2 separate regions of the Homo sapiens genome follow, and region 2 is linked to region 1. Evidence: chromatin contacts called from ENCODE Hi-C or POLR2A ChIA-PET data. All regions are on one chromosome and are shown on one strand. The core of a region is the stretch at or near the end of the contact, and the rest is flanking DNA. Distances in the headings are between cores, read along the strand shown.

The links. A loop is a pair of places that touch in the nucleus more often than their neighbours do. ChIA-PET counts read pairs that join two places held with the same protein, here RNA polymerase II (POLR2A). Pooled maps may share reads with other maps.
Region 2: a loop to region 1 is called in a map of PC-3, with 5 times the contacts of the local background. The contact joins the enhancer-like site here to the promoter of ACTL6A in region 1. A Hi-C loop is called at or near these places in 1 of 168 maps with a recorded cell type or tissue (PC-3), 12 of 37 single-sample maps with no recorded cell type and 6 of 50 pooled maps. POLR2A ChIA-PET finds 5 or more read pairs at or near these places in 1 of 52 experiments (OCI-LY7).

Annotation. Positions count from the first base shown.
Region 1 is chr3:179,561,473-179,566,623 of GRCh38, forward strand. It overlaps ACTL6A (actin like 6A), which reads left to right and starts at 1,454. Exons shown (of 14, transcript NM_004301.5): 1 at 1,454-1,645. The coding sequence starts at 1,621. RefSeq lists silencers at 1,316-1,545, 4,275-4,334.
Region 2 is chr3:178,964,776-178,969,780 of GRCh38, forward strand. It overlaps LOC124906307 (a long non-coding RNA gene), which reads right to left. Exons shown (of 3, transcript XR_007096179.1): 2 at 670-721. Among named protein-coding and RNA genes, the nearest start is that of ZMAT3, 100 kb to the right of the region's middle. Within about 2 kb of position 2,161, at least 8 of the 41 ENCODE cell types and tissues checked have a DNase peak (open chromatin) inside an H3K27ac peak, as active enhancers do; they include OCI-LY7, where a contact is called at or near this core.

The sequences.
Region 1 (5,151 bases), core at 204-2,703:
CTGGATTTGGCCCTAGTGCCATAGTGTGCTGACACACATCTGCATTATCTCACTGGGTTAATAGGGCTTTTCTAAATGGTCAGATACACTGTGATTATATTGTCAAGTGAATGGGAAAGAGTTTTCCCGCTAGCCTTTTTTCCCACCCTACTGCCTCATCACTTTCTGCCACCCTCTGCCACTGAGACTGATGGGGTTTTAGTCAATCGTTTCTAAGGTTAAAAGTAGGCACTGCATGTCTAGACTCTAGACAAGGATCAATTACAAGGATAGGCAGCAATCTTAAGGGTTTGAGCGCTGGAGTGTCCTGATCGGGTTTGGGCGTTTTCACAGATGAAGCTCCCTTGATCAAGAGTGGCAAAGGGACACAGCAACAAGTTGTTGCAGTAATCTGGGGATAAAGGAAGGTGATCTGGACTAGGCTGGTAGAAATAGGGGACTAAGGCTGTTTTTGGGATGCCTATTTAGGATTGGGTGCTTGCTTGAATGAAGATTGATTAGCTGTTTTAAATACCTCTCACAGGATAAAAGAAATTGATTTTTTTTTTTTTTGAGACAGAGTCTTGCTCTGTCGCCCAGGCTGGAGTGCAGTGGCGCAATCTCGGCTCACTGCAACCTCTGCCTCCCGGGTTCAAGCGACTCTCCTGCCTCAGCCTCCTGCGTAGCTGGGACTACAGGCCCGGCTACTTTTCTCATTTTTAGTAGACACAGGGTTTCACTGTGTTGCCTAGGCTGGTCTCGAACTCCTGACCTTGTGATCTGCCCGCCTCGGCCTACCAAAGTGCTCGGATTACACGCATGAGCCACCACGCCCGGCCTGAAATTTTTTTTTTTTTTTAAAGAAATGAGTAAGTTTTTTAATAGTTTTTAAAGCGCTACCTAGGTTTAGCTGGGATACCGCATAATTTCATTCTTCTTTTACTTATTAATAACCATTTTAAAAACTGCAAGATCCTATCAATTTGTCTGATTTACTGATTCCCCTATCCCAAAGTGGAGCGCAAAATTTTTACTTTTTCAACATAAAAGTTAGTTTAAAATACTTTTTCTGAAGAAAAAAAGAAAGAAATCCGCATTCCCCACAGTCACTGGACAGGAATCTCGGCGTGGAGACACCCGTTCAATTTCCAGGGGTCTACCTTCCCCTACCCGGGTTCCCGCCGCTCCTCAGCGCCCAGACGCACCTCCTAGTCCCGCCCCCATGCTTCTTCCAGCCTTCCTCCTTCTTCTCCCACTGCCTCCGCCCATTCCCTCGCCCACCCGGGAAGCTCCGCCCCCTCCAGCTCCGCAACCCAACTCCTTCTGTCCTGCTGTCGCTTTCCTCTTTCCCGCCCCCATGGCTGCCTTCGATTGGCTAAACCTGCTGGGCCGCGGCGGGGATGCGGCGCAGCCGCATTCTGATTGGCTAGACTTAGGCCTGGACCCTAGTGATTGGCTGATAGGAGGAGCCAGCAAGTGTGGCTGAGCTCCGGGGTGTGTGGACGCCGCTTTGTTGCCTGAGGTGGGTGGCGGTGGAAGTTAAGGGAGTCAGGGGCTATCGCTCCTCGAGACTCGCAGTCGCGGCCACTGCAGTCACTTCGCCAGTTAGCCCTTAGGGTAGGAGTCGCGCCGGCAGCAGCCATGAGCGGCGGCGTGTACGGGGGAGGTGAGTGAGTGCGGCCGGACGAGAGAGCGCGCCTTTTCGGCGTGTGGGGTTTGTAACCGCCGCTCCCAGCCCTCCCCTCCCCGGCGTTCCCTTCCGGTCTCCCCCTCTCGGGACCCCGGCCTCCCCGCCCCGTCCCCGCCCCACGCTCTGCCCGCCCCCGGAGCCCACCCGGCTCGCCGTGCTCCTCGGGCTCCCTGAAGTGGCGGCTCTCTGTGGCCTCTTCCTGCCTCTGTCCCCGGAGGAGCAGGGTTTTGGGGTGCGCGCTCGGTTCTCTAGGGAGCCTCGGGGCTGGGCGGGAGGCTCAGTCTAGCCGGCCGCCGGGCCCCGGCTTGGGTGACCGCCCCAGGGTCGCATCTCCCCGAGTGCCTCCTGGACTCAGCTGTGTCGGGACGCGTGTGCGCCCGCCTAAACTTGGAAGGTCCCGGCGGTTTGCAAGCGTGGACGGAGGGTTCCCAGAGTGTCCCATAGGTGGCAAAGCGAGCCTCAAGCCGTAGAACTGACTAGGGAAGCGGCGGCCACTTAGGGTACTGCCTCCTCCCCGTCTGCGCCCCATGCGCGAGCTGCCTCACCTTTCAGTAACTCTTGCCTGTTTTTTGGCTGCGGAGTCTCCAGAGTGACTCGTGGGCGGGTCTGTTTGAGATCAATTCAGGAGCACGTGTAATTTAAGGATGCCCAGAAAGTTTGCTGGGGGTCCTAGGCGTGTTATTTTTTCACTTTCTTTGATTAGACTGTGGTGTGGTAGGAAGATTACCAGGTGCCGGGGGTTACAGACCTGGGTTGAAATATCCACCTCACTCTTTATTAAGCGCTTTGGTCTTGGGCAGTTTATGTAACTTTCCAACTTCAGGCCTCATTTATGGAATAATTCCTAGCCGATGGGGGTGGGCATGAAGGTTAAATGAAATAATGCTGCATTTGCCACTTAAAGTCTGGCCCATGGACCAGCAGTGTCAGCATCACCTGCAAGCCTGTTAGAAATGCAGGATCTCACGCGTCATTCAGAATCTACTGATTTAGAGCCTCCATTTTTGCAAGATCTGCAGGTTAATCGAAACACTGATACATATAATTCATGTGTTGGGTTGTGTTTGATGAGTTAGAGACCCAGAAAACAAATCCAGACTATTGCTGTTGTTACTGTGTCTAGTAGTGATGCTGTTTCTATAAAGGATGTCATTTTACAGGTAGGAAACAACAAAAATAAGATTTTTCCTTCATGTTCCCCAAGAAAATCACATCACCCCTAAACTTGGAAGGAGAAAAACATTAAAATCCTCAAAAAAGACAAAAGCCTTTTTAGTAGAGTAGAGGTTCAATTCTTGAGGATTTTTATAGACTAGAAATTGCATCCTAGGTTTTAAACATCCAGAACTCTGTGGTTCTATTAAGCCTCCTGCCTCCCATGGCCACTCTCCTACTTTGGGTTCATGGGGCTTGATTTTTAATGAAGCAGGGTACAGGAATTAGATGTATCTCCCATCCTGGAAAAGGAACAGATGTAAAATTCTGAGAATTTAGAGTCTTAAATTAAAATTCCACCATATCCAGTTTACTAAACTAATTAGGACAGGAAAATGAGCTGATATGTTGGATTTTTTCTATTTCACAAAAATGTTTTTTGAGTACTTGCTATGTGGCAGGTATAGGCTCTTGTCATCAAGAAGCTCAGTCTTGTAGATGAGTCTGTTAGGTAAATAGACACCGTATTTCACTGATTCTTCGTTGTACATTTTTTCCCACATTTAAACAGCTGAAGTTGGAATATGTCTTTTTTTTTTTTTTTTTTAATAGAGATGGGTCTTGAACTCCTGAGCTCAGGCGGTCTTCCCACCTCAGCCTCCCAAAGTGCTAGGATTACAGGTTTGAGCCACTGCCCCCAGTCAGAATATGTCTTAACAGTGCTGGCGTGGCAGAGTTTAATTGCCATATTATTTTGTTAGTGATGCAGGAAATAGTGGTGCATCATGTAGTTGATAGCATCTTATATTGATCAGAAATGGTAACTGTAATTCAATGAGAGATGTTCATTGATAACAATATGTAGAAGGGGCCGGGTGCGGTGTAATCCCAACACCTTGGGAGGCCGAGGCGGGCGGATCACTTGAGGCCAGGAGTTCAAGACCAGCTTGGCCAACATGACAAAACCCTGTCTCTACTAAAAATACAAAAATTAGCCAGGCGTGGTGGTGCATGCCTGGAGTCCCAGCTGCTGGGGAGGCCGAGGCACAAGAATCGCTCGAACCTGGAACTGCACTCCAGCCTGGGTGACAGAGCGAGACTCTATCCTAAAAAAAACAAAAACAAACATATATATATGTGTGTTATATATGTTATATATATTACATATATGTTGTATATATTATATATTATATGTTATATATGTCCTATATATACATATATATAGTGCAAAGGTAGCTCAGAGAATAAAGTTATTGATTCCGTGTGGTGGAGTCAAGGGACTTTACAATAGAGGTAATGGGGATGATGGAGGAGGAGTGGAAAGGGACAGCATATGCAAAGGTTAGCTGAGTGAGAGTATGTGGTGCGTTCAGGAGATGACATATTACCCAGTAAGTTAGTGTATGAGGCAGGAAGTGAGACTGCTACCAGATTTTGCTACACCTTGAATTTCAACTGGCTAGAGTGATTTAAATTTTATCAAATACAGTGATGAGAAACCACGGAATGATTCACCCCCTAATTTTTTTTGAAGGATTTATGTACCAAAATAATGACAGTTACAGTATTGAAAGATCATAGTGCAGCAGTTGGAAGGGTGGATTGAAGAGGCAAAGAGGTGGAGGCACAATATCTGTAGGGAATTGTAGTTTCCCGGTTGAGATAAGAGCTCGATTGAAGGCAGTGGCAATGGTATTAAAAAGGAGGGGATTTGAGAAATACTTAGCAGAAATATTTGGCAGAACTTGAAAGATGGAGGTGTTCACAAAAACTCTCAGATTTTTGCCAGTGTGGACTGGTGGTCAGCAATGTGTTAGGCAATGCTGAGATCAGCAGTGCTTCAGATGTGTTGAATTTGAGATACCCATGAGGCATCAGATGCAATTATGTTGATGTACAGTGAAAAGTTCAGGATATGGATGTAGACACTGGTTAGAGCTTGAGAGAGAGAGAGATTTGAAATTGGAATTATCAGTATTTAGGTAGAAGTTGAAGCTATAGGAGTAGAATATATTACCCAGGAAAGGGTAAATTAGGGAAGGAGCTCCTAACATAGGGTTTGTGGCCTTCCCAAAGTTTCCATGGTAGAACTATATTTTATTATAATTGGCTTCTTTTATAAACATTTAAAAACATTCTAAGAAGGGATTCATAATTTCCTAAACTGTATTAGTTTGTAGGGCTGCCATAATAAAGTACCACAGTCTGTGTGGCTTAAACAACAGAAATTAGTTTTCTCACAATTCTAGAGGATAGAGGTAGATCTAAGTGTCAGCAGAGTTGGTTTCTTCTGAGGTCTGTCTCTGTGTGTAGATGGCCATCTCCTC
Region 2 (5,005 bases), core at 911-3,410, 600 kb before region 1:
ATTAAGCTCTCCAAAGCTGTCGAACAAGATTTGACAAGCTTCACAGTTGCTGAATGTGTAGAGGAGCTGGGAGGATGGGATGCCCCTCACGTCTCTACTCAGCCTGTGCATCTCTTCCATCTGGCTGTCCTTGAGTGCTGCCCTTTATAATAAATGGGTAATTGTAAGCAAAGTGTTTCCCTGAGTTCTGTGAGCCATTCTAGCAAATTACTGAACCTGAGAGGGGGTCATGGGAACCTCCAATTTATTGCTGGTCAGTCAGAAATATGGGGGGCCCAGACTTGAGATTGGCGTCTGAAATGAGAGCAGTCGTATGGGACTGAGCCTTCAACTTGTAAGGGCTATTCAGGTAGACAGTGTCAAAATCGAATTGAATTGTGGAAGACCCAGTTGATATCTGCTGGAGAGCTGCTTGAAATATGTGTAAAGACCCGTACACATCTGGCCACAAAAATATTCTGTGCTGAGAGTATAGTAGGACAGAACAGTCTGTTGGTTTGTGTGTTTCCCAGTCTTGTAAGTAGTAAACACTATATACATGTTTGCTATTATTATTATAAGAAAGCAACTGCCCCCTAGAAACACTCCTGTATGGTACAGTGTTAATGAAATTGACAACTGTCCTTTGTGAAAATAGTCTATCCCCAGAATACATATGTCATGCCATACCTTTATTGACTCCAATAGGGATGACACTGTGTCCAAGGGCTGAAGAAGAGACCTGGAGACGTGAACAAGACATAATGCTTATCAGGGGAACTTACATACAAAGACAACTTGGAAAAGAAACAACATGCATTTTGCTGCTTTTAAACTGTTCACTTAGAGAATAAAACTATCTACCAAAGTATAAAACACAAAACAACACAGAAGCCAGGTATGGTGGCATGTGCTTATAGTCTCAGCTATTCAGGAGGCTAAGGAGGGAGGCTCACTTCAAACCAAGAGTTCAAGGCTGCAGTGAGCGATGAACTCACCTGTGAATAGTCAGTGTACTCCAGCCTGGGCAACATAGTGAGACCCTCAACTCTTAAAAAAAAAAAGCAACTCATATGTGTGAGCAGAGCAATATAAGGATTCCATAAATGTATGAATCAGTGCAAATTTTCAACCAAGCATGACTCAGAGAAAAGAATATAGACTAAAAGAATGTAAAGGTAAAAGACCGGTCTATTACTTCTGAATTCTCATGCTCACTGCTCGTGTAACCCAGGACAAATCAGTGCTACCCTCTAGGACCAGTAATTAAAGTGATTAGGTTAGACTGAAAAGTTTCCTTTTGACTCTGTCTAAAACTTAATACAAAGAATATCAAAGACAATCAAAAGGTTTGTTGCTACATTCCATAACAGTTATGGTTTAAATTATTAGAAAAGTCCTAAGGTTTTTATTCTAATAGTATTTATTATGACAGAATATAGAGTAAAATCTCAATTAGCATAAGGTAGAATTAAACATGGAAACTTCCTGGAGTTTTAACCCAGGAAAGGGTAGATAATTTGATTAAAACTCCAAACTTCCTCTAGAAAAATACACAAACACATTTTGCATAAAATTTAAAAGATTCACTGATGCTTAGAAAGATTTAATTCTGAGAAAAACTGGGATTCAAACATGAGGAGAAGAAGAAAGGAGGAGTTACCCTAATTAACTGGTTACCTAGCCAATAGAAAAGAAGGATATCCAGGCGGCTCTTGGTTTAAAATCTAAATGCATTGTATTTGACAGCCACTTTATAATAGAATTAAACTTTTTATGGCTAGTCTCCAACTTAAACTCTGAGGTCTCTTGAAACTAGAAAGTGAATACAGCTTTTCTACTCATAGTTAAGCTTTTAAAAATATTAACAGAATCTTTTCATTCATTCATTAGGAAAAGGAAGTGGTTTTTCATTTTCATTCGCAAGCCAGTTTCCTGTTCACGCTTAAAAAAATAAATAAATAAATTTGGCATAAGGAATGATGAGGTGCCCTCTTCTGTTTCTAAACAGTTAATGCAGGGTTTTTGAATACTAGCAATTTGAAGGATTTTGCATTAAACTTTGAACACAGCAAGATTTTAAAATCTGAAAGAATTTCTGTTGACCTCCAGTGATTGGAATACCTCTTTATGCAGCAGAAGTTCCTCTTTGCCAATTAAAAAGTCCTCATTTCTCTCTGTGTAATAGCACACCCTGTTCCTGGCTGAGAAGAAAACAAAATTAACCTTGGGCTGGCGGCTGTGCTGCCTGATTTCCCTGGGCGAGTGAATGAGCTCACCAAATGTATAAATAATGTGCCCAAGTCTCCTTGTTGCTCAGTTTTTTCATATTCATTGAACAGAAGCCTTGAGCGCAATTCCAAACTGCTAATGTGTTAATACTTTCACCAGAGCTTGACTCCAGTTGCTGAAAAAACAAATATAAAACAGTAAACCCAGAAGGATGACCCAAACTTCCTGTTCTTTATTGGCAGAATTTTGCTGTGCAACTTACAAAGTTTGACAAATTATGCAAAGAAGCAAATGTAAAAGGACAGCTCTGAGATCCAAATTGAGGTGCTGTAGCACAGTTGCTTTAGTGGAACTACCACTGGGCTGCTGCCAGTCGCATCTGGGCAGGAAGGAAATGCAAATTAAAAGGAAAAATTAGGCCATTTTAGAGCAAAGTGAATTTTCAGCAAAAGCTCAGTGCTAACACTGAAAAATAAAGAAGGTATTATTCAGTTTTAAATCAGATTGATTAATTCTTTCTCTTGGTTATTCCAAAGTGCTTCTTTCGCTCTTCCCCGAGACACTGAGGTGTTTTGATAACGACTCATTATTTCTGTAGCACCAGTTCTTATCTTTGTTACTTCATTCAACCTCTTTTCATCTCATTCAACCACAGAAAGTGATTTTGACCTTTTACAAGACCCATAACCTTTACTGAAATCAAAGCTAATTGCTTTTCTTTTTAAATGTCTTTTAATCACCTTCAAAACTAAACAAATAACTTCAATCTAGAAAAATCAGACCTTGGAATCAGAATGAATGTTAGACATCCCTCTACTGCTTAGCAGTCCTGTGAACCTGAGATTCCTCAGCTATTAGGTCCAGAAATACCTGTCTCATTTATGTCACCAAATAGTTGTTAGGATAAAATGAGATTACATATGGAAATATACTTTAATAGCATTTATTGAGTACTTAATATGTATTAGGCACTATTCTTAGCCCTTATTACTTACTAACTCATTTACTCTTCACAAGAAATTCAAGAGAGAGAATTTTATCCCTACTTTACAGATAAGAAAACTGAGGCAGAGAAACTAAGTAACCTGCCTAAAGTCTCCTAGCTACTAAATCTGAAATTCAAACCCAGGTAGTCTGACTCCAGAGCTCACACTCTACAACCATATACACCACCTTCCAGTGTGGATATGAGTGTGGTTATTCATTCATTAATTTATCAGCTGTCTATTGAACATCTACCATGTGCCACACACTCTGTTGGATTATTAATGGAAAATAATCAAATCTATAGGATTCACTCTTTACTATCTTCACTCTTTTTGCCCTATAGGAAATGAAGAGGAAAGGGTATAGGAAGAGAAAAGAAAGAAAACTCTAAACCTATCATTAAGAACATTTGCAAAATAGTCACATAGAGCCTTAAGATGCCACAGTTCAAATGAGAGGACTCCTCCTCTCCGGCATAGACCCAGTCACCACGGATAAGACTTGGGAGTGAGGAGACAATGGCGCAAAGCAGACCCCAACCTCTCCACAGGCAGGGGCAGAGGGATGATGGGAGAAGCACAGACAAGATGAGTCAGGACCAGAGGCTTGAGCTCATTGAATGGCAGAGTCACGGAGTGGCAAACTCCAAACCCCCATGGCTAATCCTCACCGTTCTTCACTAGGTTTCTGCAAGACCTAAGAAAACTTCTGCAAAAGCACTTCCTTGACTGTGAATTTATCTGCAATGTCAGAGGTAATGTAAAACCATAAGAAGGTGACTCCTATTGACCTCCAGTCCCAACAAGGACTCCAAAATTGATAGCTGCGTATGAAAGACATAGATATTTAATCTGCACATATGTATTTAATTTTTTAAATGGGGGAAGAGAGGCTCAAGTCCTAGAATTCACTGATAATCATCTATAAACAATTATTATTTAGAAGATAATTAATAGTTTTAACACTAATAGGCCTTTTTCTTCCAAAGCAGTCTTCTCCAGAAACTTCAAGTAAGTTTAAATTCATTAGTTAATCACCTTCTTCTGTAATAAGCAGTCACTGTTATTATTTATCCTATTTTTAAGAAAGAAAAAATTTAAATAAAGCAAGAATAATTGAGACATTTAGGCATTTCTATAAAAAGCCACAGCATGTCACCTGCCAGGAAGAACGCCTCTATAAGGCAACATGCACATTTTCTTTCACTTGAAGGTATCAGTTCCTCTTTGAAGACGCTAGCTAAATATGGACTCTATCCTCTTCCATAATCTACCCCTCTAATAAATACTTACAGCATTAACTTGGAAAGCTCAACACCCCTCTCTCATCATACCCTTAGCCCATCTTCTAGGACACCCAGAAAGGGGAGGATCATAGGGCCGATTGTTATCAATCAGTTCTCTATCACACACCAAACACAACACAGACACACATACACACTGTGTATGAATGCTTACACACCCTCCTGACCCTGAACTTGCTGGTAATTTTCATGGACATAGATGAAATGAATAAGAGGTTCACTAAATTAATGGCTGTCAATTGGGCCAACCAACAGTAGTCCCGGGCCCCTGAGTTCAGATGTTTACTCAAAAAAAACAATTTCAAAATCATTTCAGAAGTGAAAGAGTAGACAGAAGTGACTACAGACATTTTTCAAAAGTAAAGTAGAAGACTGAAGAGTGTGTACGATTGCAAAATGGAGAAGAAAGAGAAGCTCCATTGTGTTTGTTTTTCTCCCCAGCAGGGCTGTCATTTAAGTCGTCAAAGGGTAATGGAAGTCATCAATAACGTGGCAGTGCCTGGA